Regions from separate parts of the Homo sapiens genome. Here region 2 is linked to region 1. A link is an interaction called in ENCODE POLR2A ChIA-PET data of the cell type or tissue named here. Cell type or tissue: PC-9. All regions are shown on one strand. Links, peaks and the distances in the headings refer to the core of each region. The heading gives the core; the rest is flanking DNA. Region 1 has its middle 76 kb from the start of LRPPRC. Region 2 holds the start of SLC3A1 (solute carrier family 3 member 1).

Evidence for each region. Peaks named below come from ENCODE experiments on the same cell type or tissue, not always from the same donor. Only the 100,000 strongest peaks of a DNase experiment are listed, where the experiment ranks them.
Region 2: POLR2A ChIA-PET joins it to region 1 with 16 read pairs; 4 of 35 experiments call an interaction of 5 or more read pairs at or near these places.

Annotation. Positions count from the first base shown.
Region 1 is chr2:44,063,690-44,080,208 of GRCh38, reverse strand. No RefSeq gene overlaps it. Among named protein-coding and RNA genes, the nearest start is that of LRPPRC, 76 kb to the right of the region's middle. In PC-9, for the core only: no CTCF peak of the experiment used is centred there; no DNase peak of the experiment used is centred there.
Region 2 is chr2:44,267,945-44,284,463 of GRCh38, reverse strand. SLC3A1 (solute carrier family 3 member 1) reads right to left here and starts at 8,984. Exons shown (of 10, transcript NM_000341.4): 1 at 8,499-8,984; 2 at 3,569-3,748; 3 at 2,923-3,077. The coding sequence starts at 8,928. It also overlaps the pseudogene RPL12P19. In PC-9, for the core only: no CTCF peak of the experiment used is centred there; a DNase peak (open chromatin) is centred at 6,693.

The DNA of each region.
Region 1 (16,519 bases), core at 3,688-11,687:
ATCATGATTTTGATGTTCCAGTTATGTTTTTACACACATTAAAACAAATACAAGCCCATTAAATATAAAGTATCTGGATGCTACCTAAAATAATTATTTCCCATGCCCTCAGTTGTGTGCAGTCCAGACTTGGGGAACCCCTGACCTGGGTGATAGTGGCAGCCACTAGGATGACACATCCTTTGCTTTCTTTGCCTCCCTCTTGACTTCTATTCAGATTGTATCAGTGTCCAGCCCTGGACTGCTGGCCAGGTCTTTGCATCCATTGTCAGCAAAGCCTTGCCCTGCAGGTAGTGACCTTTAGCAGAGCTGGGCTAGAGGCTGTCATCCAAACAAATGGTGGCTGACCTGGAATGTCTTTTTAACTCAGTGTCTCACATCCCAGCCTCTGAAGCTGCTACGTGACTGGCCCAGGCCAAATGAGCTCACATCTCACGTGTTCTGCAACCAAGAGTGCAAATGGGGCCTTGGGATCTCCATTTTCTTTCCAGGTGTTGTCCCTGATGCTTTCCAAGGGCGACATGTGGAAGTCTGAATGTGGGGGCTGCAACTAGATCTGCTTTTCCTCACATTCGATGTGTAAAGATCCTGTAGACTGTTTCAATGTGAAGTTGAATTAAATCTGCACCAACTGGTGAGGTGACATAAGGCACATCACCAAACATCTCCGAGCCTCTGTTTCCTCCTGTGTAAAGCAGTGGGTTAGGCTGGTCATCTCCAAAGTGTTTCTGGCTCTCACATCTTACTGTGCTGAATAGTTTGGCGACCATTGTACTTCTGTGCACTCCTTATTCAAGCCCCTTGCCCATTTATTTTTAGGATTGTTTGTCATTTTTTTTACACCCGCCCCCACCTATTTTTAGGATTGTTTGTTCTTTATTTTATTTTATTTTTTTGAGACAAAGTCTTGCTCTATCACCTGGGCTGGGGTGCAGTGGCTCCATCTCAGCTAACTACAATCTCCACCTCCTGGGTTCAAGCAATTCTCTTGCCTCAGCCTCCCGAGTAGCTGGGATTACAGGCACCCGCCACCACATCTGGCTAATTTTTTGTATTTTTTGTAGAGACAGGGTTTCACTATGTTAGCCAGGCTGGTCTTGAACTCCTGACCTCAAGTGATCTGCCCACCTCGGCCTCCCAAAGTGCTGGGATTACAGGCGTGTGCTACCACGCCCAGGCAGGATTGTTTGTTCTTACATGTAAAAGTTATTGTGGTCATTATATGTAAATTTATGTATATCGTATCATATCCCTCTGTCACAAATATTGCAATATTTTCCCCAGCATTGATGCAACCTTGTTTCTTATGTATTTTGTTTTGAAGACATTTCCACTTAAAAAAAAAAAAGCCCCAACTGACAATCTTCCTTGAGGATTTCAGCTAAAAAAGAATGTCGTTACTCCAAGACTATAAAAATATTTGCTCAGTTTACCTTCTAGAAGTGATTCATTTATTTTATTTTTAAATCATACATTGTTTGAAATGTATTTTATGAGGATCAAGATAGAGATTCACTTTCATTTTCTTTTTCAGGTGGGTACCCCATTTAATGAATAATCTATTTTTTACACAGATTTGGAATACATCATCTTTACAGAACATTCTTGAAAAAGTACCCTGTTATGCAGTTATAGCGGTAAAAGCTATTGATAATTATACTGTGGCACATTTGAGACTGTTGTACTAATGGAATTATTATTTTTATGTATTTATATCTTAAAAACATAGTAACAGTATTTACCCCCAGCCTCACTATAACCAATTAAAGCATTCAAAAATTTACCGTAAGTGGTGACTATAATGACTGTCAATGTATAAAAGCTTCAGAAAGAGCAGACTTTCCTTTTCTATCATGGTAATTAGTAGCGATAATCATAGCAATTAGCGGCAGTAAAATATAAACCACAATTTTAAAGAACTCAGTTTCTGTGATTTTGAGGCCAGTAGGACAAGGACATAGGGAAGTTACTCCTGAGACAAGGTCCCTGTGCAAAATTAGGAAGTTAGAGACATTTTGTCCCCTGGTTGTCCACTCCCTACTCCAAGGACCCATTGTTTTCTGTGCCTCATTCCACCTCTTACAATCTACTCTCAGATCCTCATTCACACTGAGGTGTTGATGACTGGTTGCTGTCCAACACAGACATTCTCATTAGAGTGTGAGGTATGTGGAAATTAACTTGTTACTAATAATAAAGTGCCGAAGTTTGAAATAATTTACTTTTTAATAAATCTGAGTTAACTCACTGTTTCTCCTGAAATGAATTCACCTGACTCTTATTTGCTTGCGTCCTTTGTAAGAGAAAACAGGTGTGCTGGTAATTGTCCATAACCTCTTTGTTACAGCCCATAGGGATATAATGATAGAGCATTAAAGCCAGGGCCCTCTTCAAATTGCCTTGTGAGTGAGTTGAGCTTATGTGGTTGTTTTTGTTTTCTTTTTAATGTTACCCAAGGATACATTTTTAATAAGCTTACCAAATCTATAGTGGAAGTGAAGAAGAATGAGACTGGAAACATGTTTTTTAGTAAAACTATAAACATTATAATTAATTCAAAATTAAGACAGTAAATTTCAAATGTTCTAACTACAAAAAATGATAAATATTTGAGGTGATGGATATGGTAATTAGCTTGGCTTACGTATTCCACATTGTATTCATAAATCATAACATCACTTTTTACCCTATAGATATATACAATTATAAATTGTTAATTTGTAATAAAAATATATAAATAATTATGATTAATAGAAACAGATAAAGCAATGACACAAGTGAAATGTAACTAGTATTATTCACACTGAGTACTCAATAAATATTTGTTGAATTAATGACTAAATGACTATTTAAAACTTATTGGCTGGGCACACTGGCTTACATCTGCAGTCCCAACAGTTTGGGAGGCTGAGGTGGGAGGATCGCTTGAGCCCAAGAGGTCGAGGCTGCAGTGAGCTATGATGGAACCACTGTACTCCAGCCTGCGTGACAGAGCGAGACCCTGTCTCAAAAATATACATAATAGTGTTTGCCTTATTTCTTTGCCCACTCCCTTGAAACTATTTTGTTTGTTAAACAAAACTGTATTCTCTGATAGGAGTAAGTCTCTTCTACAATTTTCATCCAAAGTGACAGACAAAAAATTGAGAATTGAGATGCTAAGCTGAGGTTCCCAATGTTTACCTGCCTACACACACACACACACACACACACACACACACACACACACACGTTCAGAGCCTCAAGCTAGAGGAAGGAGACACTGAGAGTAAAATCTAAGTAGCAGCCAACAGGTTGAACTTCTGAAACCACACCTTGTGGGCAGCCCCTCCATCTCTTGTCCTCTTGTAATATTAGGCTTGTTGAGCTGCTATGTGTCTTCATTCTGTGTGTCATTTCTTTTTTTTTTTCTTTTTTTAGACGGAGTCTTAATCTGTTGCCCAGACTGCAACCTCCACCTCCCAGGTTGAAGCAATTCAAGCAATTCTCCTGCCTTAGCTTCCTGAGTAGCTGAGATTACAGGTGTGCACCACCATGCCCCACTAATTTTTATATTTTTAGTAGAGACAGGGTTACAGCATATTGGCCAGGCTGGTCTCAAACTCCTGACCTCAAGTGATCCACCCGTCTCGGCCTCCCAAAGTGCTGGGATTATAGGCATGAGCCACTGCGCCCAGCCCTTATGTTTTTTATTTTTATTTTTTCCTGAAACAGGGTCTCGCTCTGTCACCCAGGCTGGAGTGCAATGGTGAGATCTCAGCTCACTGCAGCCTCTGCCTTCCAGGTTCAAGTGATTCTTGTGCTTCAGCCTCCCGAGTAGCTGGAATTACAAGCATGCACCACCACACCCAGCTAATATTTTGTTTTAGTAGAGACAGGGTTTAGCCAAGTTGGCCAAGCTGGTCTCGAACTCCTGGCCTCAAGTGATCCACCTGCCTCAGCCTCCCAAAGGGCTGGGATTACAGGCATGAGCCACTGTGCCGGGCCTCCATGTGTCGTTTCTAATTGCTGGAAGGAGAGTAGAGTTGGCATTGTAACTGGGAGCCGCTGAATGGACGTGTTGCTTTTACCATTTGAGTGGAATATAGACAATTCCTCCCTCCCCAGCCTGCTCACCCTGGTCCTTCTCCTTCTGTCAAAGAAGAGGATAATTGAGGTCTCCCTGGCTTGCAAGAAACATCAGGTATTCATCTCAGGGACGCTTCCAAGGATCTCATTGATTTGGTATTTCAGTTTTGACTCCCCAAACACAGTTTTTCCACCAACAAAAGGTTTTCAGTCCTTTAAATTCATCTAAGGACATAAACTATGCAGAGCAGTCAGGATAGAAGCCATGTGAGCCACAAACAACAAAGCACAAATTGCCTCCAGTGGGCATAGAGTTTCAGTGACTTCATGTTGGCTAAATATAGGCGAACACATGGTGTGTTGTGAGTGCCAGGGAGAACCATGATGCAATTATCCCCTCCCCTTGATGGAATAGAGAGGACCAGGGTCAGAGGGAAGAATGAGATTACCTAATAAATGGTCACGTCACGGTCCTCAACTCCACTCCCATCCAAGGGTTGCGCGCGCACACACACACACACACACACACACACCCCCAATACATGACAAAGCAAACATTATCACACAGCTTTAGAACAACATATTTATCTTCTGATTGTAGTTAAGGATAAATTGCTTTAATATTAAATTTAATTGTTTTGATTTTCTTTTTACTCTTTATTACATAAAAAATTCATATTCACCATAGAAAATTTAGAAATCAGAATAACTATTAATTTTTATTGAGCAGTTAATATATGGCAGGTATTCCCTGTAATAGGCCCTTTACAAGAGCGACTCATTTAATCCTCACAGAACTATCTGAGTTAGGTTCAGCCATTACCCCTGTTTGACAACTAAAAAAAAAACAAGGGTTGGGGATTAAGTAACCAGCTCAAGGTCACCTAGTTAGAAAAGTGAAGACTGGGAATTAAACTCCAGTTTGTCTGATTTCAAATTTCATGCACTTAAACTCTAGACCATGTGATATGATCAGTTGACTAAAAGAAAAAACAACAACAAAAAGCACTCTAGGCCGGGTGCGGTAATTCATGCCTGTAATCCCAGTGCTTTGGGAGGCCGAGGTGGGTGGATCATTTGAGGTCAGGAGTTCAAGACCAGCCTGGCCAACATGGCGAAACACTATCTCTACTAAAAATACAAAAGTTAGCCGGGCGTAGTGGCATGCGCCTGTAATCCTAGCTGTTCAGGAGGCTGAGGCAGGAGAATCACTTGAGCCTGGGAGGCGGAGGTTGTGGTGAGCCGAGATCATGCCACTGCACTCCAGTCTGGGCGACAGAGTAAGACCTTGTCTCAAAAAAAAAAAAAAAAAAAAAGCACTCTAGACCAGTGCTGTTCAATAGAAATATACTGTGTGAGCCACATATATCATTTAAAATTTTCTAATAGCCACATTAAAAGAAGAAAAAAGAAATAAATAAGATTAATTTTGACACTGGTTCATTTAGCCCAATATATTCAAAATATTATTATTTCAACATTTAACCAATATAAAAAATAACTAATTAGATATTTCACATTTTGCTTTTCAGACCAAGTCTTAAAAACCCAGTGTGTACTTCACAGATATAGCACATCATCAAGGGCCCAATAAACCCATGTCACTAGTGGCTAGTCATATTGGACAACACAGACGTTTCCATCATGGCAGACAGCTCTATTGGACATTGCTGCTCTAGGTTATACTGAGAGTCAAAAAGAACAAGTCACCAATATACCCATCTATTTCAATGTATTGTGCCCTCCTGTTTTCTGTGCAGGTGTATATACATATAAATATGTTTTCATACAGATGAAGGTCACACTATTAGCATAGTGGGTTTTTTGTTTCCTCAGGCCCCACATAATCATCGTGCCCAGTTATAAATATAGTTTTGTGTGCGTGTGCGTGTGTGTGTGTGCATGTGTGTTTTGAGACACAGTCTCACCCTGTTGCAAAGGCTGGAGTGCAGTGGCAAAATCTAGGCTCACTGCAACTTCTGTCTCCCAAGTTCAAGTGATTCTCCTGCCTCAGCCTCCTGAGTATCTAGGATTACAGGCACATGCCACCACATCTGGCTTTTTGTATTTTTAGTAGAGATGGGGTTTCACCATTTAGACCAGGCTGGTCTCAAACTCCTGACCTCAGGTGATCCACCCGCCTTGGCCTCCCAAAGTGTTGGGATTACAGGCATGAGCCACTACACCTGGCCTAGCATATTGTTTTTTAAGTTAAAAAAACTTTTTTAGAGTTGGGGTCTTGCTATGTTGCCCAGGCTAGAGTGTAGTGGCTATTCATAGGCACAATCATAGTGCACTACAGCCTCAAACTTCTGGGCTCAAATGATCCTCTTGTCTCAGGCCCCACATAATTATCATGCCCAGCTATAAATATTGTTTTTTGTTTGTTTGTTTTTGTTTTTGTTTTTTCGAGACAGAGTCTTGCTCTGTTGCCCAGGTTGGAGTGCAGCAGTGTGATCTCGGCTCACTGAAAACTCCGTCGCCTAGGTTCAATTGAGTCTCCTGCCTCAGACTCCCGAGTAGCTGGGATTACAGGTACATGCCACCATGCCCTGCTAATTTTTGTATTTTTAGTAGACATGAGGTTCCACCATGTTGGCCAGGCTGGTCTCAGACTCCTGACCTCAGGAGATCTACCTGCCTCAGTCTCTCAAAGTGCTGGGATTACAGGCATGAGCCACCGTGCCCAGCCATATAAATATAGTTTTAATATTTTTTTCCTCTAACAAACCCTCCGGTGGCTTTGGCTCCCTGTGTGTGTGTGAGGCACTTTTGAGGTGCTGAAATAGCATGGGTTTTGGAGTAAAAAGACTCCAGCACTTGACATCTATGTGACATTGGACAAGCTATTTTCTGACCCTCGGTTTTCTCATGTGAGGATGAAACAAGATAATGTTTGCAAAAAGTGCCTTATAAATGAAAGCTCTTCCCTGCTCCCTTTATTTTTAGTTGGCATGCAATAATTGTACATATTAATGGATACAGAGTGATATTTTGATACATGTATTCAATGTATAATGATCAAATCAGGGTAATTCGCATACCCATCATCTCAAATATTTATTATTTTTTGTGTTGTGAACATTCAGAATCCTCTCTTCTAGCTTTTTGAAGATACACAATAAATTATATTCACTCTACAGTGCTGAAGAACATTAGAACTCATTCCTCCTAACTAGCTGTAATTTTGTTATCTTTTAACCAACCTCTCTGCATCCTTCCTTTCTTCCTACCCTTCCTAACTTCTAATACCACGATCTCCTCTCTACTTTCATGAGCTCAAAAAAGTTTTTTTAGCTTCCACATGTGAGTGGGAACATGCAGTATTTATCTTTCTGTGCCTGCCTTGTTTCATTTAACATAACGTTCCCCAGGCTCATCCATTTGCTGTGAACGCCAGGATTTCATTCATTTTTTAAGGCTGACTAGTATTCCATTGTGTATATACCACATTTTCTTCATCCATTCATCTGTTGATGGTCATTTAAGTTGATCCCATATCATAGCTATTGTGAGGTTTTTTTTTTTTTTTGTCTCCCTCTGTCACCCAGGCTGGGTTGCAATGGCGCTATCTCAGCTCAGTGCAACCTCACCTCCCAGGTTCAAGTTCTTGTACCTCAGCCTCCCCAGTAGCTGGGATTATAGGCATGCACCACCACACCGGGCTAATTTTTGTATTTTTAGTAGAGACAGGGTTTTACCATGTTGACCAGGCTGACCTCAAGTGAGCCACCCACCTCGGCCTCCCAAAGTGTTGGTATTACAGGTGTAAGCCACTTTGCCCAAACTATCATAGCTATTGTGAATAGTTCTGCAATAGACATGAGGTTTCAGGTATCCCTTTGTTATACTGATTTTCTTTCCTTTGTATAAATACCCAGTAGTAGGACTGACGGATCATATGGTAGCTCTATTTTTAGTTGTAGTTGTTTTTTTTTTTTAAGAAACCACTATATTCTTTTCCATATGGCTATACTAATTTACATTCCCACCAACAGTATATAAGAGTTCCCTTTTCTCCATATCCTTGCCAGTATCTGTTGCTGTTTGTTTGATAACAGCCATTCTATTAGAAGAAAACATAGGGGATATGCTTCAGGAGATTGGTCTAGGCAAAGCTTTGAGCTAAGACTTCAAAAACACAAGCAACAAAAACAAAAGCAGCCAAATGGGACTGTATTAAATGGCAAAGCTTCTGCATAGCAAAGGAAGCAATCAACAAAGTACAGAGACAACCTGGAGAGTGGGGGAAAATGATTCATCTGACAAGTGGCTAATATCTAGAATACACAAGGAACTCAAACAACTCAACAGCAAAAATCCCCAAATAATCTGATTTAAAAATAGGCAAAGAAACTGAAATGAACATTTCTTAAAAGACACATAAATGGGCAACAAATATATGAAAAAATGCTCAATATTACTAATCATTAAGGAAATGCAAATTGAAGCCTCTTATAAGAAGTACAACTGGTTCTTCTCATAACACAGGCAATATACTCTTTTTTTGAGACAAAGTCTCACTCTGTCACCCAGGCTGGAATATAGTGGTGCAATCTCGGCTCAGTGCAACCTTCGCCTCCCAGGTTAAAGTGAGTCTCCTGCCTCAGCCTCCTGAGTAGCTGGGACTATAGGTATGTGCCACCATGCCAGCCTAAGTTTTGTATTTTTAGTAGAGACAGGTTTTTGCCGTGTTGGCCAGGCTAGTCTCAAACTCCTGGCCTCAAGTGATCCACCTGCCTCGGCCTCCCAAAGTGCTGGGATTATAGGCGTGAGCTACCACATCTGGCCCTATTTTTGTTCCTTTTGGGTATACAACTAGGACTGGAATTGCTGGACCAAATGCAAAGTCTATGTTTAAATTTTTGATGAGCTGTTAGACTGGTTTCCAAAGTGATGGCACCATTTTATATTTCTATCAGCAGTATATGAAGTTTTCAATATTTTCACATCCTCACCAACACTTTTTATTATTTGACTGGTTAAGTTTTGTATTTTTAGTAGAGACAGGGTTTTGCCATGTCGGCTAGGCTGGTCTTGAACTCCTGACCTCAGGTGATCCACCCATCTCAGCCAAAGTGCTGGAATTACAGGGGTGAGCCACTGCAACTGGCCAATATACTCTTATGTATCTAGTACGAGTTTGTGTGTGTGTGTGTGTGTGTGTGTGTGTGTGTGTGTGTGTATTAAGAGATCAGACTAGAGAGATTTCAGTCAATGGTCAGGCCAAAGTATCTAGGTCTGCACTCCTAATCCAGGAAGAGCTTTTGTTGGTCATTGCTAACCATGGCATTTTTCCAGTGTGAGTAAACTTTTTCTTACTCTTTCTCTCCCTTTTTTGCAGGTAAATTTTGAGAGGTTTTTCTCTTCTAGGCCTGGCAAGAGTTGCTGTATGAGGACAAATTCTGATTTCAGGAAGCGTCAACCTCTCCTCTGCCTTTGACGTCTTGCTGCCCTAGATGAAGAAAGCTCCACAGCTGGTCAGGGGAAGTATAGGGTTGACCCAGAATTAGAAGGTTTTGTTTTATTATTATTATTATTATTAATAGAGATGGGGGGGGTCTCACTATGTTGCCCAGGCTGTTCTCGAACTCCTGGGCTCAAGCCATTGCCTGCCTCTGCCTCCCAAAGTGCTGGGATTATACGTGTGAGCCCCCACACCCAGATAAGAAGTCTTTAGGAGCAGCTGCAAGACACTGTGGCTTCTTGCCGTTCCTAAGCCAGGAGCATGCTTTAACTGTGGGGGCGAAAAAAAAAAACAAAACACCAATCACAATTCTCCATCTCTACAGATAGACAGCAGCACACATCCCCCAATCAAGAAGGAATCTGTCAAAATCTGGCTTTTCATTTGGTCGAGTGAAACAGGTTATTAAAACAACAAGGCACTGCTGATTTTATATAGATATACTTAAGTGGACAAACTACTGCCGTAGAGGCAGATTCCCAGCCAAATTACCAAAAAGAAGTTAAACATGCGCTTAGCAATAAGAAAATCTTGAGATGACGGTTTGGTATCACCAGGTGTTTCAATTACCTCTCTCTTCCCTGAGCTCTGTTCTGCACAAGGCACCATTCTCCACATTCTCTCATTCCCATGGAAAAGGGCATAATTCCTCCACCCCCGCACACATACCCCTCTGCCCATGTCTTCTATTAATCTTGAATGAAAAAAGTCTATGTCCTGAAGCATATCTCCTATGTTTTCTTCTAATAGAATGGCTAGTATCAAAAAATCAAACAATGAACAATAGAAACAGCTGGAACTTATCCTCAGATTCACCCTCCACTCAAAGTGTATTCCATCTTCCTTCTGAAACAAACTCTCCGGGAAATTCCATGTGTTAACAAATATCCACTTGACGCTCACCATTGAGAAGCATGAGCCCTCAGGTACTGTGCTCCGAGCTGTAGACACAAGGATAAGACTCAGTTGCTGTCTATTCAATTCAGTGTATTTCATTTTGAATTTAATTCCAAAAATAGCCATTGATATCTAGTCTACAATGCTGCCAATAATGTCCTAGGCTTTGACTACACCAAAAAAAAGTTTTTAAAAAAGGAAGACAGGCTGAGCATGGTGGCTCATGCCTGTAATCCCCAAACTTTGGGAGGCCAAGGCAGGCGGATCACCTGAGGTCAGGAGTTCGAGACCAGCCTGGCCAACATGGTGAAATCCTGTCTCTAAAAAAAAAAAAAAAAAATACAAAAATTAGCCAGGCATGGTGGAGCGCTCCTGTAATCCCAGCTACTCAGGAGGCTAAGGCACAAGAATCACTTGAACCCAGGAGGTGGAGGTTGCAGTGAGCCGAGATTGTGCTACTGCACTCCAGCCTGGGCAATAGAGCAAGACTCAGTCTCAAAAAAAAAAAAAAAAAAAAGTAAGTGAATTCTTGCTCACACTGGGGAGTTCTCAGCCTTGCTGAGGGGCAGACAGACAGAAGTAAATGATGGCTATAATACAATGTCATGGTTGTTTGTGCTGTGTCAAGTTGGCTACACTGGTGTTCCCAGGGTCTCCTTCTCTGTATGGTTCTGAGTTAAAGTTGGGCAAAAGAACTTGCATGAGATTTGGAAGAGGAGTCATTTCTCTGAGAGTCATTTGATGGTAAGATGAGATGACCAACAGACACAGAGTTGCCCAGCAGTTTCCAGCTTGTTCTCACTCTCCCTCTCTGTGACCAGTCTGGCCCCACTGACCAACAGTGGCCCCTCCCCAACACCAAATTATTGGTTGTGAATTGACACAGAGGGTAGCTACCTAGAGGCAACAGCTTCCCATGGATGCCTCTGCCTCAGTGACTAGATAGAGTTGGCTCTTTGGATGGACAGGTGGGTGACTCTTTCTCTGATTCTCTAACTTCCTGTTCTGGATCTTCAGTTCCCCAGCTCTTTTGTAAATTCTAACTCTTTAATCTATGGAATTAAATCTCTTATCCCATCGCAGTTACAGTGACTCTGTTGCTCCCCTGCCTAAGTGTGCCAAGGTTAGGACAAGGTACGTAAGAACAGCAGAGTCATTCAGGAGACAAACAACAAAGCTATAAAAAGGAGGTGAGGATTTGAAGGATGCGTAGGATTCATAATCTAAGGGTGAGTACAGATACAGGCATCTTCACAGCAAATGATATTACAGTGTGTCAGGATTTGTAACAGATCTTTACAAAGTGTTATAGAATCATGGTAGAGGGAGCAGTGAATCCTATAGGCACTTTGGGGAAGTTAAAAAAAAGAGGGAGGTTAAAAAAAAAAACAAAACTGCTCTCCCTCTCCCTCTCCCTCTCCCTCTCCCCACGGTCTCCCTCTCCCTCTCTTTACACGGTCTCCCTCTGATGCCGAGCCAAAGCTGGACTGTACTGCTGCCATCTCGGCTCACTGCAACCTCCCTGCCTGATTCTCCTGCCTCAGCCTGCCAAGTGCCTGCGATTGCAGGCGCGCGCCGCCACGCCTGACTGGTTTTCGTATTTTTTTGGTGGAGACGGGATTTCGCTGTGTTGGCCAGGCTGGTCTCCAGCTCCTAACCGCGAGTGATCTGCCAGCCTCGGCCTCCCGAGGTGCAGGGATTGCAAACGGAGCCTCGTTCACTCAGTGCTCAATGGTGCCCAGGCTGGAGTGCAGTGGCGTGATCTTGGCTCGCTACAACCTCCACCTCCCAGCCGCCTGCCTTGGCCTCCCAAAGTGCTGAGTGCAGCCTCTGCCCGGCCGCCACCCCGTCTGGGAAGTGAGGAGCGTCTCTGCCTGGCTGCCCATCGTCTGGGACGTGAGGAGCCCCTCTGCCTGGCTGCCCAGTCTGGAAAGTGAGGAGCGTCTCTGCCCGGCCGCCATCCCATCTAGGAAGTGAGGAGCGCCTCCTCCCTGCCGCCATCCCATCTAGGAAGTGAGGAGCGTCTCTGCCCGGCCTCCCATCCTCTGAGATGTGGGGAGCGCCTCTGCCCCGCCGCCCGGTCTGCAATGTGAGGAGCGCCTCTGCCTGGCCGCGACCCCGTCTGGGAGGTGAGGAGCGTCTCTGCCCGGCCGCCCCGTCTGAGAAGTGAGGAGACCCTCCGCCTGGCAACCGCCCCGTCTGAGAAGTGAGGAGCGCCTCCGGCCGGCAGCCACCCCATCTGGGAAGTGAGGAGCGTCTCCGCCCGGCAGCCACCCCGTCCGGGAGGGAGGTGGGGGTCAGCCCCCGCCAGGCCAGCTGCCCCGTCTGGGAGGGAGGTGGGGGGGTCAGCCCCCCGCCCGGCCAGCCACCCCGTCCGGGAGGTGAGGGGCGCCTCTGCCCAGCCGCCCCTACTGGGAAGTGAGGAGCCCCTCTGCCCGGCCAGCCGCCCCGTCCGGGAGGGAGGTGGGCGGGTCAGCCCCCCGCCCAGCCAGCCGCCCTGTCCGAGAGGGAGGTGGGGGGGGTCAGCCCCCTGCCTGGCCAGCCGCCCCGTCTGGGAGGGAGGTGGGGGGGGTCAGCCCCCCGCCTGGCCAGCCGCCCCGTCTGGGAGGGAGGTGGGGGGGGTCAGCCCCCCGCCCGGCCAGCCGCCTTGTCTGGGAGGTGAGGGGCGCCTCTGCCCGGCCGCCCCTACTGGGAAGTGAGGAGCCCCTCTGCCCCACCAGCCGCCCCGTCTAGGAGGGAGGTGGGGGGGTCAGTCCCCCGCCCGGCCAGCCGCCCCATCCGGGAGGGAGGTGGGGGGTCAGCCCCCCGCCCGGCCAGCCGCCCAGTCCGGGAGGTGAGGGGCGCCTCTTCCCGGCCGCCCCTACTGGGAAGTGAGGAGCCCCTCTGCCCGGCCACCACCCCATCTGGGAGGTGTACCCAACAGCTCATTGAGAACGGGCCATGATGACAATGGTGGTTTTGTGGAATAGAAAGGGGGGAAAGGTGGGGAAAAGATTGAGAAATCGGATGGTTGCCGTGTCTGTGTAGAAAGAAGTAGACATGGGAGACTTTTCATTTTGTTCTGTACTAAGAAAAATTCTTCTGCCTTGGGATCCTGTTGATCTGTGACCTTACCCCCAACCCTGTGCTCTCTGAAACATGTGCTGTGTCCACTCAGGGTTACATGGATTAAAGGCGGTGCAAGATGTGCTTTGTTAAACAGATGCTTGAAGTCAGCATGCTCGTTAAGAGTCATCACCACTCCCTAATCTCAAGTACCCAGGGACACAAACACTGCGGAAGGCCGCAGGGTCCTCTGCCTAGGAAAACCAGAGACCTTTGTTCACTTGTTTATCTGCTGACCTTCCCTCCACTATTGTCCTATGACCCTGCCAAATCCCCCTCTGCGAGAAACACCCAAGAATGATCAATAAAAAATAAATAAATAAATAAATAAATAAATAAATAAATAAATAAAAATAAATAAAAGTTGCCACCTGAATTAATGCAGCCATTACCAATGTTAATAAACCCCTTTAAAGACATGGTAAAAAAAAAACAAAACAAAAACAAAAAACAAAACTGTGCTTCAAGTTACAATGCAACAGCCTGCTGCTGTTCATGTACAAGGTAAGGAACCTTTGCTTCCATGTTGGCATCTGCCCCTCCTCAGGAGCAAAAGCGAATATTGGGTGAACGGCTGTTTCCTCTTATTCAAGCTATGCACCCTACTCTTGCTGGTAAAATCACTGGCATGTGGTTGGAGACTGATAATTCAGAACTTCTTCATATGCTCGAGTCTCCAGAGTCACTCCATTCTAAGGTTGTTGAAGCTGTAGCTGTACTACAAGCCCACCGAGCTAAAGAGGCTGCCCAGAAAGCAGTTAACAGTGCCACTGCTGTTCAACTGTTTAAAATTGATCAGGAACCATGAAAAGAAACTTGTGCTGCACCGAAGAGAAATATCTAAACATCAGAAAACTTAAATATTATGGAAAAAAATTGCAAACTATAAAACAAATAAGAAAAGGAAAGGAAACTTTGAACCTTATGTACTGAGCAAATGCCAGGTCTAGCAAACATAATGCTAGTCCTAGATTACTTATTGATTTAAAAACAAACAAAAAAAACCACAAAAAGTAGTAAAATATAAAAACAAATTAATCTTTTATAGACCCCGGGAAAAAGAATTTTCAGCAAAGTACAAAAATTTAAAGCATTCCTTTCTTTAATTTTATAATTATTTACTGTGAAATAGCTCAAAATGTCAGTTCTGTTTTAAGTAACAGAATTGATAACTGAGCAAGGAAACGTAATTTGGATTATAAAATTCTTGCTTTAATAAAAATTCCTTACACAGTGAAAAAAAAACCCAAAAAACTGTGCTAGGGCCAGGCGTGGTGTCTCATGCCTGTAATCCTAGTGTTTTGGGGGGCCAGCACTGGAGGGTTTGTTGAGTCCAGGAGTTTGATACCAGGCTGGGCAACATAGCAAGACTTCATCTCTACAAAAACTTTAAAGAAAAAGTAGCCAAGGCTGGGCACAGTAGGTCACGCCTGTAATTCCAGCACTTTGGGAGGCTGAGGTGGGCGGATCACCTGAGGTCAGGAGTTCGAGACCAGCCTGGCCAACATGGCAAAACCCTGTCTTGAGACAGGGCTGATATCTCTGGAAATGGTAGGTGGGAATAGACAGGGTATGAAAAGCTTAGCAGTTTTAACTTTATTTTATAGGCAATTGCTTCTCAGCCTTTTGGCTAAGATCAAGTGTAGTGTTCTACATGCAATTGGAGTGCCATCAATGGTTTGAACAGGGAAGCATCATGATCAAACCTGTGTTTCCTAAAGATAACTTTGGAAGTAGTTGTTTAGGATAAGGCTTGAGGGAAAGAGGGAACTGGGAGGGATGAAATTTACATATCAGAATTCAGCTGGGGGAAAAAATTAGCTTCTTCACTTTTTTTTTTAAACAGGGTCTTGCTCTGTTGCCCAGGCTGGAGTGCATAAATAAGCACTGCAGCCTTGAACTCCTGAGCTCAAGGAATCCTCTCCCCCTCAGCCTCTCTAGTAGCTGGGATTACAGGCACACACCACCACATCTGGCTAATTCTTTAGTTTCTTTTAGAGACAGAGTCTCTCTGCATTGCCTAGGCTAGTCTGAAACTCCTGGCCTCAAGGGATCCTCCCACCTCAGTCTCCCAAAATGCTGGGATTACAGGTGTGGGACACTGCACAGGCCTGCTTCTTTACTCCTTGTAACTTACTTTTTCTTTCTCTCTTGACCCCATTCCTCAGGCCAGGTGCAGTGGCTCACGCCTGTAATCCCAGCACTTCGGAAGGCTGAGGCAGGCGGATCATCTGAGGTCGGAAGTTTGAGACCAGCCTGACCAACATGGAGAAACCCCAGCTCTACTAAAAACACAAAAAAATTAGCTGGGCATGGTGGTGCATGCCTGTAATCCCAGCTACTTGGAGGCTGAGGCAGGAGAATCGCTTGAACCCGGGGGGCAGAGGTTGTGTTGAGCTGAGATTGCGCCATTGTACTCCAGCCTGAGCAACAAGAGCAAAAACTCTGTCTCAAAAAACAAAAAATAAAAGACCCCAGTTCCTCTAATGGTTACGATGAGGTGACGACTTAAGCTTCCCAATTGAAGCTAATTCTGGCCAGGTGCAGTGGCTCACACCTGTAATCCCAGGACTTTGGGAGGCTGAGGCAAGTGGATCGCCTGAGGTCAGGAGTTCAATACCAGCCTGGCCAACATGGTGAAACCCCGTCTCTACTAAAAATATAAAAATCAGCTGGGTGTGGGCCGGGCATGGTGGCTCACACCTGTAATCCCTGCACTTTGAGAGGCCGAGGTGGGTGGATCACAAGGTCAGGAGATCGAGACGATCCTGGCTAACATGGTGAAACCCCGTCTCTACTAAAAATATAAAAAATTAGCCAGGTGTGGTGGCGGGCGCCTGTAGTCCCAGCTAGTCGGGAGGCTGAGGCAGGAGAATGGCGTGAACCCAGGAGCCAGAGCTTGCAGTGAGCCGAGATCGCGCCACTGCATTCTAGCCTGGGTGACAGAGTGAGACTCCATCTCAAAAAAAAAAAAAAAAAAAA
Region 2 (16,519 bases), core at 4,508-12,507, 200 kb before region 1:
TGAATTTGACACTATCCTGTAGAGCTGAGCATGCGATATCCTGCACAGCAATTTTACTCCTAGTTATTTACCTAAAAGAAGCCCTTGGTTGGGCGTGGTGGCTCACGCCTGTAATCCTAGCACTCTGGGAAGCCGACGTGGGCAGATCACAAGGTCAGGAGTTCAAGACCAGCCTGGCCAATATGGTGAAACCCTGTCTCTACTAAAGATACAAAAATTAGGTGGGCATGGTGATGGGTGCCTGTAGTTCCAGCTACTTGAGAGGCTGAGGCAGGAGAATCGCTTGAACTGAGGAGGCAGAGGTTGCAGTGAGCCAAGATCACGCCACTGCAGTCCAGCCTGGGCGACAGAGCAAGACCATCTCAAAAATAAAAAAAAGAAGCCCTTGCACATGTACCCCAAGATAGATTAATGACAGTGTTTATAGTAACATTGTTCATAATAAAAAAAACGGAAGTAGCCCAACTTCCCATCAACTGAAGAGTGGATAAGTAAACCATGGATTGTTCACACTGTGAAATATACAACAATGAAAATGTATGAACCATAGCTACCTGAAGTTACATGAATAAATCATGAAAAAGTTAGTTAAGAAGACTATACCTAGCATGACACTTTTCATAAAGTTCAAAATAGAGGAAACTAAAAAATAATTTTTTTAGAGTCGAAGTCTTGCAATATATGGTTATATATATGATATACTACAAGGTGTTTATCCATCATATACATATACATATTTTTGAACATATTAACTATTACATTAGAAAATGCAACCTTGACTATAGTGGAGAACTAAAAAAGCAATGGAAAAACTGGATCACAAGGCAGCTGTGATCATTCTATAAGCAAGAAATGATATAGTTTGAGTATGGCAGCAATTTTTAAAAGCAGACTATGGAGCTGAAATGACTAGATCCCATCTTTAGCCCTGTCATTTATTAGCTGAGTAACCTCAGTCTGCCTATCTGCAAAACAGGAATTACACCAGACTCATAGGATTATAGAGTGGATTAACTAAATTAATGAATATAAAACACTTAGCACAGAGCCTGGCACAGAGTAAGTATTTTGTAAATGTTTGCTAATGTCATTGCAATTTTAACAAGTCAGTGAACTGGAGGAAAAAAAGAGGTGAAACTGCCAGGACTTGCTGACAGCCTGTTCCTCAGGCTGCATGGTAGTACCATTCACTGAACCTGGGAGACGGAAGGTTATAGGGAGAAAATCACACATCACAAAGTTGACCTGCAAATATATCAATTCTGAGTGTCCTTGGATCACCTAAAAGTTGATGTTTAAATATTTATGGAGAAGGTCCAGAAGAGAGAAGGAGGGACTGGAGGAGGGAGGGATGATCCAGAATAAAGGCAGGAGAGAACACAAACCCGGGCAAGGGGAAGCTCTGGCCTGAGACAGAAGCAGAACTGCCAGATGAAGTGCAGGATGCCCAGTTACATCTGAATTCAGATCAACACGCATATTGTTGAGTATAAGTATTACTCATGTGGCCGGGCACAGTGGCTTACACCTGTAATCCCAGCACTTTGCAAGGCCGAAGCGGGAGGATCACTTGAGCCCAGGAGTTCAAGACCAGCCTGGACAACAGAGTGAGGCCCTGTCTTTACAAAAAAATAAAATATTAGCTGGGCATGGTGGCACACATTTGTGGTCCCAGCTACTTGGGAGGAATAGCTGGGAGGATTGCTTGAGCCCAGGAGGCAAAGACTGCGGTGAGCCATGATCAAGCCACTGCAGTAAGCCATGATCAAGCCACTGCACTCCAGCCTGGGAGAAAGAGCAAGACCCTGTCTCTGAAAAATAAAAATAAAAAAGAAAGTATGGTCCACACTAAAAAATTTTTTATGCACTGCTTGTCCAAAATTCAGATTTAACTGGGCATTCTGAATTTTTATTTGCTAAATCTGGTCACCCCAGAAAGGAGGGATCTGGCTTCTGTTGTAAAAGGAGTGAGTAGGAAGAGGGTGGGAATGGGGCAGGCAGGCTTGATGGCTTCTGTTTTCTCTGTGAAGTCGAGTTTGCTGCTGAGAGTGATAAGATGGGGTAGAGGCAGATACGATGTTTGAAATGAGGGAGGGAGGGAAAGTTGATCGGTTGAAATTAGCAAAATTCCCAAGAAGAGTGGATGGCTCAGTTCAGGTGGGGACAATGAAGGTGTGATGTCTCCAGAGACTCAACTACTAAGGTTTAGGCAAAAAGAAAATAGATAATTGGGTTCATTCATGGCTAGGGTTTTGTCAGACAGAGGAGACAAAAAGTCAGAAAGGCAAAGGGGGCCAGGAGCGGTGGCTTACACCTGTAATCCCAGCGCTTTGGGAGGCCGAGGCAGGTGGATCACCTGAGGTCAGGAGTTCAAGACCAGAGTGGCCAACATGGTGAAACCCTACCTCTACTAAAAATACAAAAATTAGCCGAGTATGATGACGCGCGCCTGTAATCATAGCTACTGGTAAGGCTGAGGCAAGAGAATTGCTTGAACCCAGGTGGAGTTTGCAGTGAGCTGAGATTGTGCTATTGCACTCCAGCCTGGGAGACAAGAGCAAAACTACATCTCAAGAAAAAAAAATGCAAAGGGGTATGGATAGTAGAAAAATGGTTATCAAACTAATGGGACATGGAATCCAAGTTGGACCGGGTAGGAAGTGAAGGAAGGGTGGAAGGAGAGAAAATAGGTTTGAATTTGCTAGAACACATCATCTCTATGATGAAATCAGAAATCTAAATAATAATTGGAAGCCTGAGTAAATAACAACTGGAAACCTTATTTCTATTTCTTTCAGAAACTTGCCCCCTTCCGATAAACTATATTCATTCATTTTTCCCTCAAAAGGGTTTTACTAAATCAGTTCAATCACTACATATCTGCCTTTTACCCCTTTGTAAGTCAGACAGGTTGATACTTACCCAGTTGTTGGGTGGAATGGTTTTGCCATTTTCATGGGTACAGTCATGCCAGATATAATAATCAGTATATTTTCCTGTCCGTGTCCGACTCAATTGAAACCAAATATGTTTATCACTCGTGTGGTTTGGTATGAAATCGATGATTAATTTTAAACCTAATGAGTAAAAGACATTTCAAATGCTAGGGAAAGATTGTATTAGAATAACATATGACAGGCCAGGCACAGTAATGGCTAACGCCTGTAACCCCAATACACTGGGAGGCTAAGGTAGGAGGATTGCTTGAGCCCAGGAGGTGGAGGCTGAAGTGAGCCATGATTGCACCACTGCACTCCAGCCTGGGAGACAGAGCAAGACCCTGCCTGGAAAAAAAAAAAAAAAAGCAGGGAAAGGAGAGGGGAGGGGAGGGGAGGGGAAGAAAGGAGATAGGGAAGGAAAAAGGAAAGGAGAAAGGAAAAAAGGAAACAGAAGGGAAGGGAAGGAAAGGAAGAAAGAGAAAGCGGGAAGGAAAGAAAGAAGGAAGGGAGGGAGGGAGGGAAAGAAATAGTATATGACAGTTAAGGAGAAGAAATGCTTTAAGTAAACATTTGAAAAAGTGCTTCTCTCAAACCTCATCCCCATCTTGCCCACTTTCCATTCAACTTACCTTTATCATGTATGGCTGCAACCAGATTCTCAAAATCTTCCATCGTTCCAAAAATGGGATCAACTTCCCGGAAATCTTCAACACCATATCTGAAATCTTTAAGGGACGATTTATAAAATGAAGTAATCCAAACAGTTTTTATATTTAAAGCTGTGATGTAGTCCAGTTTATCTTGAATACCTGAAGAAAAAAGTCAAAGTCATGAATAAACCCTACTTTGTTTTAGTTAAAGGACAAAAAATATAACAAATATGCCTAAGATAGAAATATTTACATGAAGGCAAAAATACTTAGAATTTTGTTGAATTTGAGTATAATTCAAATAGGAAGATCTAGCTCTACAAAAAATATCAAATTAGGTCGGGTGTAGTGGTTCACGCCTGTAATCCCAGCACTTTGGGAGGCCAAGGTGGGAGGATACCTAAGGTCAAGAGCTCGAGACCATCCTGGCCAACATGACAAAACCCCGTCTCTATTAAAAATACAAAAATTAGCTGGGTACAGTACCACATGCCTATGATCCCAGCTACCTGGGAGGCTGAGGCAGGAGAATCTCTTGAACCTGGGAATCGGAGGCTACAATGACTCAAGATCACACCACTGTACTCTAGCCTGGGCGACAGAGCAAGACCCTTTCTCAAAAAAAAAAGAAAGAGAAAATCAAATTAGTCATCTATCAGTAATCGATGACATTTAACATAGCATTAAAAAAAATCTCTGTGACTTACTCATATTTTATATTTAAAACCAAGACTGTGGTATTGTTCATTTATTCTACACATGGTTTTTGAGCAGCTAATCTATGCCAGCTGCTGGGCTAAGTGTCAAGGAACAGAGCAGAGTAACGCATGGCCCCTGTCGGTCATGTGGTCTACACTGCACTGTTCTGTCTAAGAGCCACATGTGGCTACTGAGCACTTGCAGGGTGGCTGGTTGGAATTGAGATGTGCTGTAAGGGAACAACATGTATTGGATTTTGAAGACCCTGTACAAAAAGAAAGAATGTAAAAATCTCATTAATATTTTTATACTGGGCCGGGCATGGTGGCACGTGCCTGTAATCCCAGCACTTTGGGAGGCCATGGTGGGCAGATTGTTTGGGCTCAGGTGTTCGAGACCAGTCTGGGTAACATGATAAAACCCCGTCTTAAAATACAAAAAAAAATAACAATATGTATATATTTTTATACTGATTATGTGTTGAAATGATACATTGGATTAAACAGAACATATGAAAATTAATTTCACCTGCTTCTTTTTTCCTTTTTTTAATGTGGCTACTACAAAATTTACAATTTCTTATGTGGCTCCCATTGTATTTCTTTTGGGCGGTGTTGGTCTCGGAAGTGTCTGCAGGCAGGGGTGGGATGATGATCAGACTGAAGAGCTAAGGAAGAGCTGCAGAAAGTGCTTTAAGGGCATCAGGGCATTGGCCCTTGACCCCCAGGGGCAGAGGAAGCTGATGACCCCTGAGGGTAAGGACAGAGAAGGTCCAGGATGGTGTGGGCAAAGGGGATCAGAGTGAAGGGCTTCCAGGCACAGCAAAGGAAAGGAGGGAGCAAGAATAGACAGGGCATGTCTAAAAAAGGGTGAGAAGGCAGGACACAGTGGCTTACGCCTGTAATCCCAACACTTAGGGAGGCTGAGACAGGTGGATCACTTGAGGTCAGGAGGTCAAGACCAGCCTGGCCAACATGGTGAAACCCCATTTCTACTAAAAAATACAAAAATTAGCTGGGGACGATGGTGCATTCCTGTAATCCCAGCTACTCGGGAGGCTGAGGCAGGAGAATTGCTTGAACCTGGGAGGCGGAGGTTGTAGTGAGGTGAGATTGTGCCACTGCACTCCAGCCTAGGTGACAGAGTGAGACTCCATCTCAAAAAAAAAAAAATAATAAATATAAATAAATAAGTAAATGCATCAATTAATTTAAAAAGGTGATAAATGTTGTCAGTGCACGGGGTCTGAGAAGGAGTGCAACCTCAACACAGAAGGTAAGTTTGTGCCAATATTTGAGGAGTCTTTGTTTCCACTCTCAGACTGCCTTTGAACTTGCTAAATTTGGACTATTTCCCTTGTTCACTTATATAGGAACCCAGGAATTTATACAGAAGAGAATTCTAGGCTTGGCTGAGAAGACATGTGGAAATGAAACTTTGTATTTAGAACTTTGTAGGATAATGAGCAGATAATGTGTTTTCTCCTTCTAGTTCAGAGTCCCAAATGCATATTCAGCAACTTGAGTCTAGAATTCAATCTCCAGTAACTTTCTGTGTAATCCTGATGTGACTTCCTAGAATTAGACTGTCAGAGGCCACACCGCAGGCTGAAGGTCACTAATTCCAAAGCACAGAGTCATTCGACACCTGGGATCTGGGCTTTTCCCCTATAACACACTGCTTATTTATTTTATTTTATTTTATTTATTTATTTATTTATTTATTTTTGAGATGGAGTCTCGCTCTGTCGCCCAGGCTGGAGTGCAGTGGTGCGATCTTAGCTCACTGCAACCTCCGCCTCCTGGGTTCACGCCATTCTCCTGCCTCAGCCACCCAAATAGCTGGGAATACAGGCACCCGCCACCACGCCCAGCTGATTTTTTTTGTATTTTTTTAGTAGAGACGGGGTTTCACCGTGTTAGCCAGGATGGTCTCAATCTCCTGACCTCGTGATCCACCTGCCTCGGCCTCCCAAAGTGCTGGGATTACAGGCGTGAGCCACCACGCCTGGCCTGACAGGCTGCTTATTTCTGTCTCTGTACCCCAGTTCCCCCATATGGGTAGCTGCAAGATCTCACACGGTATCAACAGGCAGCAAGAGGGTTTTGATCTAAGCCAGCACAGCAACAAAATATATCTTATGATGAGGCACAAAGGAACATGAGGATGAAAACAAAGTGGCTGGAGAAAGTAAACAAGGGATCCCACCCCACATTTTAGAAGGAGAGAGGGCAATCACCAAAACCAGACTCAAAGCTGGAATGGGATCTTCATAATAACAACAATGAAATCCCTTCAACCTCAAAGACAAATGCCTATGGATTGCAGGAAGTAAAACATTCCTCCAAGAACAGGTATTGGAAATGACAAACATCAGAGCTGATTAGAAACCACCATGTTTACAGGAATGTTGGACCTATCCAGAAGGAGATTATTAAGAAGGCAGGGCCAGGAAGTGGTAAACATATCTCTGGATTTAGGGCTTTAGGTCTATGCAGTCAGAGCATTGCTTTTCCTAAGCACTCAATGTGCAAAAGGCAGCAGGTCATAGGTCATGAGTCAGGGGAAAGGGAGTCACTCAAGGCAGGATTAAAGGATGCTAGAAACACATCCAAAGCCGAAGATCTGGGGTGGGGAGCCCATGGTCTGATTAGGGAGGCTAAAGAAAGAGTAATGAAGGCAATGGGTTTGAGCTGCACCATGAAGGACAGATACACTCTTCTTCAATGAGTGACAATGCAGGATGATTTTTAAAACGAGAATGATACAGCCGGATGCGGTGGCTCATGCCTGTAATCCCAGAGTTTTGGGAGGCCAAGGGGGGGCAAATCACCTGAGGTCAGGAGTTCGAGACTAGCCTGACCAACATGGAGAACCCTCGTCTCTATTAAAAATACAAAATTAGCCAGGCATGATGGTGCATGCCTGTAATCCCTGCTACTCGGAACGCTGAGCCGAGAGAATTGCTTGAACCCAGGTGACGGAGGTTGCAGTGAGCTGAGATTATGCCATTGCACTCCAGCCTGGGCAACAAGAGTGAAACTCCATCACAAAAAAAAAAAAAAAAAAAAAGAAGAGAGAGAATGATAGGAGCGTGAAAAAGAAAAGCCTTCTACTAGTGATTAAAGAAAGCTGCAGGTTTCAAGAATTCATTTGTAGCATTTTAAAGATACATTAAGCCCATTCCTACTTTCCACATTCATATCATCCTGTTTTGTTTTCTTCAAACCAATTATCATTGTAAAACATTAGTTTGTTAGTTTCCTTATTTGTTTCCTATTGTTGCCTTGAAGTAGAGTGACCATACCAACCAATTTGCTCAGAAGTTCCCAGTGTATGCCTGCCATCTGGCATAATTTTACTCTGAAGTATGTTCTGGTTTGAGCAATATATTGTAAGGATGTTTTACACATAACCCACCAAGAAATTAACTTAGCTTTTAAAAAATAATTTTTCACTTTTTTTTTTTTCTTTTTGGAGACGGGGTCTCCCTATGTTGCCTAAGCTGGCTGGCTGAGAGCTCCTGGGCTCAAGCGATCCTCCCACCTCAGCCTCCCAAGTAGCTGCAACTACAGTCATGCGCCACTACCCCTGGTTAATTCTTTACTTGTTTTATACTAATACGGACATGGTTTTAAACAATCCTTAATTCAAGTAATGACGAATGCATACTGCTACCCCTTTTCTACTTCCCTTCCTTTTTTAGAATTTAAACTTTAAGACTCAGCCTATACTTTTTACAGATATCACTTGATTTTTAAAAAAATATTATTTATGCTTTATTCACTAATACACTCCCAGCCACACAGCCAAACTAGCTGCTTCGTATACTGGGAAAGCAATTCCCAACTGCCACCCTGACATATTCAACTATAAAGTCCCCAGAAACAGGACATAGATTTTAGAAGGAAGGCTGCTCTAAGAAGTTAGAATTGATGACTGAACAACTGTATGTACTTAGTGGGCAATAAATTAAACAACTCGTTTGGCTCAAAGGCCTTCAGCAAATAGCCCTTCAGCTAGTAAAATAACTGCTGGGTTCTGCTGAGTGATTTTCTAAGAATATCATAAACAAGGAGCAACTTGGCATGACCAGTCATAATGGAATGTGCTTACTGAACAACCCAGGCATAATTTGGTTCTGAAGAACAAAAGAACCATAAACCAATCTCATCCTGGCACCCACCCTAAATGATCTCTGGGCATGTACCTTTCAGATCTCCGTTCCCATCCTTGTTACTGTCCTTGAAAGACCTTGGGTAGATCTGGTACATGGGCCCCTCCTGCCACCAGTCTAGGCACTTTGGAGAGAGGGCAATGATGGCTATGGTGGCCGCGATGAGCACCAGCACAGAAGCCACTGTGAGCCAGAAGAGGATCTCCCGAGGTATGCGGTAGCGGGCCTGGCCAGAGAACTGGAACAGCACCTCCTTGGGCATCCCCGCATAGGGCTGGACGCCCTTGAAGTCGGGCTCCTGGGAGCCAAGGATGCCCCTGGTGCTGTGCTTCAGGTTGTCTGTTGAGCTTCCTGGATCCGGGGTCTGCTCCAGAATGTCTTCATTATGGACAAACCCGTTGTTTGTCTGGCATCCCTTCATACTCATCTCGATGGAGTCTCTCTTGCTTTTATCTTCAGCCATGTCTCACCGACTTATGTCTTCGGAGTGCCTTCCTGCAGTAAGGGAGGTGGAAGAGTGGCTTGCTGAATGCTTGGTCTTGTTAATGAACTTTGTGTGGTTTATAAATAAACCTAGCTGGACAAAGTCCAGCCAAGGAAGAAAGGGTAAAAGTACAGAGGTTTAAAAAAAAAATCTCGGGACTGGCGCGGTGGTTCATGCCTGTAATCCCAGCACTTTGGGAGGCCGAGGCGGGCAGATCACCAAGGGCAGGAGTTTGAGACTAGCCTGGCCAACATGGCCAAACCCCGTCTCTACTAAAGGTATAAAAATTAGCCAGGCGTGGTGGTGTGCACCTGTAATCCCAGCTGCTCGGGAGGCTGAGGCAGGAGAATCGTTTGACCCCGGAAGACAGACGTTGCAGTGAGCCGAGATCGTACCACTGCACTCCAGCCTGGGCGACAAGAGCGAGAATCCATCCCACAAAAAAAAAAAAAATCTCCACTGGGCATCTTGGCTCACACCTGTAATCCCAGCAGTTTGGGAGGCTGAGGCAGGCAGGTCACCCGAGGTCAAGAGTTTAAGACCAGCCTGGCCAACATGGTGAAACCCCGTCTCTACTAAAAATACAAAAATTAGCCGGGCGTGGTGGTGCATGCCTGTAATCCCAGCTACTCAGGAGGCTGAGGCAGGAGAATCACTTGAACCCAGGAGGCAGAGGTTGCAGTGAGCTGACATCGAGCCATGGCACTCCACCCTGGGTGACAGAGGGAGACTCTGTCTCAAAAAATAAAATAAATAAATAAGAAAGAAAATAAAAATAAAATGAAACTAAAAATAAATTAAAAAATTAAAAATTGGAAACAACCCAGGTAGCTATCATCAGATGGATAGATAAACAATGTGGTTATACATATAGTGAAATATTATTCAGCTTTGAAAAGGAATGAAGGCTGGGCATGGTGGATCACGCCTGTAATCCCAACACTTTGGGAGGACAAGGCGGGTGGATCACTTGAGGTCAGGAATTGGAGACCAGCCTGGCCAACATGGCAAAACCCATCTCTATTAAAAATACAAAAATTAGGCCAGGCGCGGTGGCTCACGCCTGTAATCTCAATACTTTAGGAGGCCGAGGCCAGTGAATCACCTGAGGTTGGGAGTTCAAGACCAGCCTGACCAACATGGAGAAACCCCGTCTCTACTAAAAATACAAAATTAGCCAGGTGTGGTGGCGCATGCCTGTAGTCCCAGCTACTTGGGAGGCTGAGGCAGGAGAATCGGTTGAACCTGGAAGGCGGAGGTTGCGGTGAATGGAGATCACGCCATTGCGGTCCAGCCTGGGCAACAAGAGTGAAACTCCATCTCAAAAAAAAAAAAAAAAAAAATAGCTGGGCATGGGGACATATGCTGTAATTCCAGCTACTTGGGAGGCTGAGGCAGGAGAATCGCTTGAACCCAGGAGGCAGAAGTTGCAATGAGCTGAGATAGCACCACTGCACTCCAGCTTGGGTGATGGAGTGAGACTGTCTCCAATACATAAATAAAGGACTGAAATTCTGACACATGCTGCAACATAGATGAACCTGGAGGACATTATGCTAAGTGCAATAAGCCAGACCCAAAAGGGCAAGTGTGATTTCACTTAGATGAGGTATCTTGAGTAGTAGGATTCATAGGAACAGAAAATAGAAACGTGGTTACTGGAGGTTGGAGGAAGGGAATAATGGGGAGTTATTGTTCATTGGGCAGAGAATTTCAGTTTGGGATGATGAAAAGTATTCCTGAGATGATAGTGGTGATGGTTGCATAACAGTATAAACATACGTAATGCCACTGAAATGTTACAGATGTTTTACCACAACTTTTTTTAAAGCTTAAAGCTTTCTCTATTTAGCCAGGTATAAGAAAAATGACTTTGGGGGGAAATTATTTTTCTTATACATGGTTAAATAGAGAAAGTGGGAAGATAGCTTAAGCCCAGGAGTTGGAGACCAGCCTGGACAATATAGTAACACCTCATCTCTACAAAAGAAATTTAAAATTAGCTGAACATGGTGGTGCACCCATGTAGTCCCAATTACTCAGGAGGCAGGCTGATGTGGGAGGATCACTTGAGCCCAGGAGGCAGAGGTTGCAGTGAGCTGAGATGAGCCGAGGAGACAGAGGTTGCAGTGAGCTGAGATCACGCCACTGCACTCCAGCCTGGGTGACAGAGCAAGATTCTGTCTCAACAACAACAAAAAGGAATGTAATGATTTATGATGTCCCTTTCATCAGGAGCACATACAGTCCTATGAATCGTTTGATCTGATAATGAGACTTTTTTTTCTTTTAAATGATGATAGTTATCTGGGGCCCTAATCTTAGTGTCTCTTTGTGGAGTGGCTTAGAAGCATTGTATAGTATAGAGGTATGGAGGAATGAGCTACTTGATCTTGGACAAATTACATTTAAAACTGAGTAAATCCCAATACTTGGCTCATTGAATGCACCCAGTGATACCTCTCATTATTATTAATTATGCCCATTGAATATTTTTTATTTTTATTTTTTGAGATGGAGTTTCACTCTTATTGCCCAGGCTGGAGTGCAATGGCGTGATCTCAGCTCACCCACAACCTCCACCTCCCGGGTTCAACCGATTCTCCTGCCTCAGCCTGCTGTGCAGCTGGGATTACAGGTGCCCGCCAACACACCCAGCTAATTTTTTGTATTTTCAGTAGAGACAGGGTTTCACTAAGTTGGCCAGACTGCTCTCCGACTCCTGACCTCAGGTGATCCACCTGACTCGGCCTCCCAAAGTGCTGGGATTATAGGCGTGAGCCACCATGCCATGCCCCAAATCATTTTCTAACAAAGAGCAGCCAGTAAAGTCAAGCTGCAGACATAGACAAGCAAGCCGGGAGCTTGCACAGGTGGATGCGACAGGAAAGAACTACCTGGGACTAGACATGTTCAAAATGGCGGCTGCACCTCCCCTTCTCTGCCAGCCACGTGTACAGTAAGGAGCAGACAAGATGGCACCGGCCAAGTGGAGAGTTCATTTGCATAATAAGATTAGAGTGGGGCCACCAGCCTTCCCTGTGTGCTATGTAAACGTCACACCTGACCCAAAAAACCTGTGAGCCCTACCTAAATCAGACACGGCCTCCTCAAGCTGGACTATAAAATCTGGCGTATCCACCAGCTGACCTTTTCCTCTTGGAAGTCCCTTCTTTCTCACTAGAGAGAGAGCTATTTTCCTTTGTCTTTCTCCTTCTTCCGCCTATTAAACCTCTGCTCCTGGCCAGGCGCCGTGGCTCAGGCCTGTAATCCCAGCACTTTTGGAGGCCAAGGCGGGCAGATCACCTGAGGTCAGGAGTTGAGGACAAGCCTGACAAACATGAGGAAACCCTGTCTCTACTCAAAAATACAAAATTAGCTGGGCGGGGTGGCGTGCGCCTGTAATCCCAGCTACTCAGGAGGCTAAGGCAGGATTGCTTGAGCCCAGGAGGCCAAGACTGCAGTGAGCTGTGATCACCCCACTGCACTCCAGCCTAGGTGACAGAGTGAGGTTCAAAACAAAAAAAGAATATACACCACAGTTTATAAGTGGGCATGTGGGATTTTTTTCGTTTGTTTTTGGCTATTATAAATAAAATTGCTACGAGCAATCATGTACAACTCTTTCTAAGGATATAGCTTCCTTCTCTCTTAGGAACCAACTAGCAGTGAAATAGCTGGATAATATGGTAAGTGTATAATTAATGTTTAAGAAACTGCCAAACTGTTTTGGAAAGTAGTTGTATTGAGGCAGGAGAATATAGGGATTGGAGGCAGGGAACCTAAGGCTGTTTCACGCAGCATTCCTAGAACTAAACTGAAAGGAAAACCCTAACTTTACATGCCTAAATCACAAAAGGACCAGAGGCTACTCCCTTTGCAAACCCCCCACCTTTTCTGCCAGGCATGGGAAATTGGCAACCAATCAGACTGATTGCGGGTTGAGTCTTCCTTTGCAACTTTGTAACTTCACTCCAGCCTCCGAATGGTTGGTTGCTGTCCACAACCAATCAGACTGATTGCGGGCGGAGTCTTCGTTTGCATAGAAGTATAAATTTGTAACTTCACCCTAGCCTCTGATTGGTTGCTTTCTGCAACCAATCATACGTTTGCACAGGAGTGTCACTTTTGTAACCACGTCATCCTCTGGTTGGCTGCTTTCTGCAATCAATCAGACTGATTGTGGGCTACCACTTCATTTACCTGAGGTGGGCATGAAGTAGCCAATGGGAAACTTCTAGAGGGTATTTGGACCCAAGAAGATTCTGTATCCGGGGCCCTTGAGCCACTGCTCAGCACGCTCTCGCACTGTGGAGTGTACTTTCATTTTCAATAAATCCCTGCTTTCGTTCTTTTTTAACCAGTTGTCAAATGATCCTTTATTGAAATATTTTCCTTTGTGCTTAACTGGCTGGTCATTCCACAGCACCACTGTAGATGTCATCTATGATGTCCTGAGGGTGGCGGCCATCAACATTACAGCCCACAGACTGGGCAGTCCCCAGGATCTCTTTAATGGTTCCAGAGAGTTCTCTGGCTAAGGATCAGTGCTGCATCTGTCGAGCAATGTTGACGATCTCATAAAAAGTGATATTCCCCCTGTGTTTAATGTTTTTCTGTTTCTTTCTGTCTCTTGGTAGTTCCTTTTGATGATCAGGGCGGAGGCAGAAGGTACCACTTCAATCTGGGCCTGTCTGTTCTGAATGGTCAGTTTCACTGTAATCCTCAGGCCCTTCCAGTCACCCGTTACCTTGGCAATGTCATCACCAACCTCTTTTGGAGACAGACCCGCGGGGCCAATCTTGGGGGCCAGAGCAGAAGTGGCACCGACTTCAACTCCAGTGCACGTGAAGTATACGACTTTGATCTCATTGGGGTGGAACTTCGGCGGCATGGTGGAGGCGGCTGGTGTCGGATGAACCCGGATTCGAGACGACCGAAGAAAGTTGCACCTTGGCCTCCTCCGAGCCGAAAGCCGAGAGAGCTGCTTTCGTTCTTTTGTTGCTTCATTCTTTCTTTGCTGCGTGTTTTGTCCAATTCTTTGTTCAAAACGCCAAGAACCTGGACAATTTGCAGTCACGTCCCTCTACCGGTGACAGTACCATTTTGGGTTGCCTTCATTGGTGTATGAGAGTGTGAATTCTTCCACATTCTTGCCAGCACTTGCTCTGTTGTCTGTTTAATTTCAGTGATTCTAGTAGGTAAGTAGCAGTGTCTCATTGTGGTTTTAATTTGTACTTCTGTAAAGACTAATGGTGATGAGTATCTTTTCATGTGCTTATTTGCCATCCATACATCTTCCTTGGTGCAGCTGATGCTGGCAGCCAGCTGGGTGGGGAGTGGGGCTGGGGGCATCTCTGTTCTCAATACCTGTACTGCTTCAATGTAGTCTCCATGTTGGCTACTGTGGGCGTCTTCATAGCATGCTGGCTTGGTACCAAATGTTAGTGTCCCAGTTGAGAAAGCAGGCAAGGCAGAAACAATACCCTTTTTGTGACCTAGCCTCAGAAGTTACATAGCTTGTTTTTGACTGTACTTTATGTGCCAAGCCCAGAGGCAGTGTGTGAAGGGACTAAGAAGTTATAAGGCAAAGGACATAAATACAGGAGGCTACAAATTGGGCTATTAATGCAATTATCTATTGTGCAATTTTTATTGTAGTAGAAACATATAAAATTTATCATCTTAATCATTTTTAATTAAATGGTTCAGTGTGTTAAGTATATTCACATTGCTGTGAAACCAATCTCCAGAAGTTTTTCATCTTGCAAATCTGAAACTGTATATATCCTTTAAACAACTCCCCCTTGCCTCCCCTCAGCCCAGGGTAACCAACATTCTACTTTGTTTCTATGAATTGACGACTGTAGATATATAAGTGCAATCCTATAGCATTTGTCTTTTGTGATTGGCTTATTTCACTTAGCACAATGTCTTCAAGGTTCATACATGTTGTAGCATGTGACAGGATTTCTTTCCTTTTTATTTTTTTCTTAAAAACAAGATCTTGCTCTGTTGCCTAGGCTGGAGTGCAGTGGCACAATCATAGCTCACTGTAGTCTTGAACTCCTGGGCTCAAGCCATCCTCCTGCCTCAGCCTCCTAAGTAGCTGGGACTACAGGCATGCACCACCACATCCAGCTAATTTTTGTTTTTTGCAGAGATGGGGGGCTGTCACTATGTTGCCCAGGCTGGTCTCAAACTCCTGGCCTCAGGCAGTCCTCCTGCCTTGGCATCCCAAAGTGCTAGAATCATAGGCATGAGCCACTGTGTCTGGCCTTTCCTTTTTAAGGCTGGATAATATTCCATTGTATGTATATACTACATTTTGTTTATCCGTTTATCAGTCAAACACTTGGTTTGCTTCCATCTTTTGGCTATTGTGAATAACACTGCTATGAACATGAGTGTGCAAATATTTCTTTGAGATGCTGCTTTCAATTCTTTTGGATATATATTCAAAAGTGAGATTGCTGTGCCATATGGTAGTTCTATTTTTAATTTTTTGAGGACTGTTCATACTGTTTTCTATAGCAGTTACCCCATTTTACAATCCCACTAACAGTGCACGGGGGCTTCAATTTTGCAACATCCTCATCAACACTTGTTATTTTCCGTTTTTTGTTTTGTTTTGTTTTGTATTTTGATGGTAGCCATCCCAATGAGTGTGAGGTGATAGCTCAGTGTGGTTTTGATTTGCATTTCTCTAATGAAATTGGGGAAGTTGAGCATCTTTTCATGTGTCCTCATTGGCTATTAGGATATCATCTTTGGAGAAATGTCTGTTCGAGTCTTTTGCCCATCTTTTTATTAGGCTATTGGATATTTTGTTGATGACTTGTAAAAATGCTTTCATTTATGTTTCCAACAGGCACTGGTACAGTCTGAGCTGAAAGCTTCAGCCTGATGACAGGCAAGTGTTTCTGTGTATCTCAGACCCAAGTTTGTGACAATCACAGCCAGGGGATTTCAGTGACCATTTCAACTTCTTCCTGGTGGCCAACCCTCCAGGCTTGACAAATCAACACAAAACACACCCAAACAGAAAAGCATAATCTGATCCTTACATGACGTCATTGACCAACAATGTAAGTGAATTCACGGTGTAATGGGCTGATTTATAAAGGATCTTACCCATAGGGTGTCTCAGCTCTTTACTGCTTAAACATTTAGTTCTCAAAAAGAATCCAGAATCACAAAAGAAACAATGACACATTATATCTGGTCTTTAACAAAGTTCTATTGAAAAAATCACCTAACAGCTAAATACCGCATTTAATGCCCCGTGACAAATATTTCTAATTCAGACACATGAGCTGTTCTGGAAAACTTCTAATTAGGAGCATGGATAGACATTGTACTGCCACAAATAGTCTCACTGCAAATTCAAAGAGCATAAATTACACAGTCACATGTTACTTTCAAAATGCTGCCCGTCATCTGAGAACACTGTGTGTTAGAACTTCATTGGGACACAAACATTATTCTCTGCCATCTTACAGCTGGGGAAATGTGGTTCTTGGATGCAGAGTGAATTCCTCAATTCCCAGGCCAGCCCAGTATCCCTGGG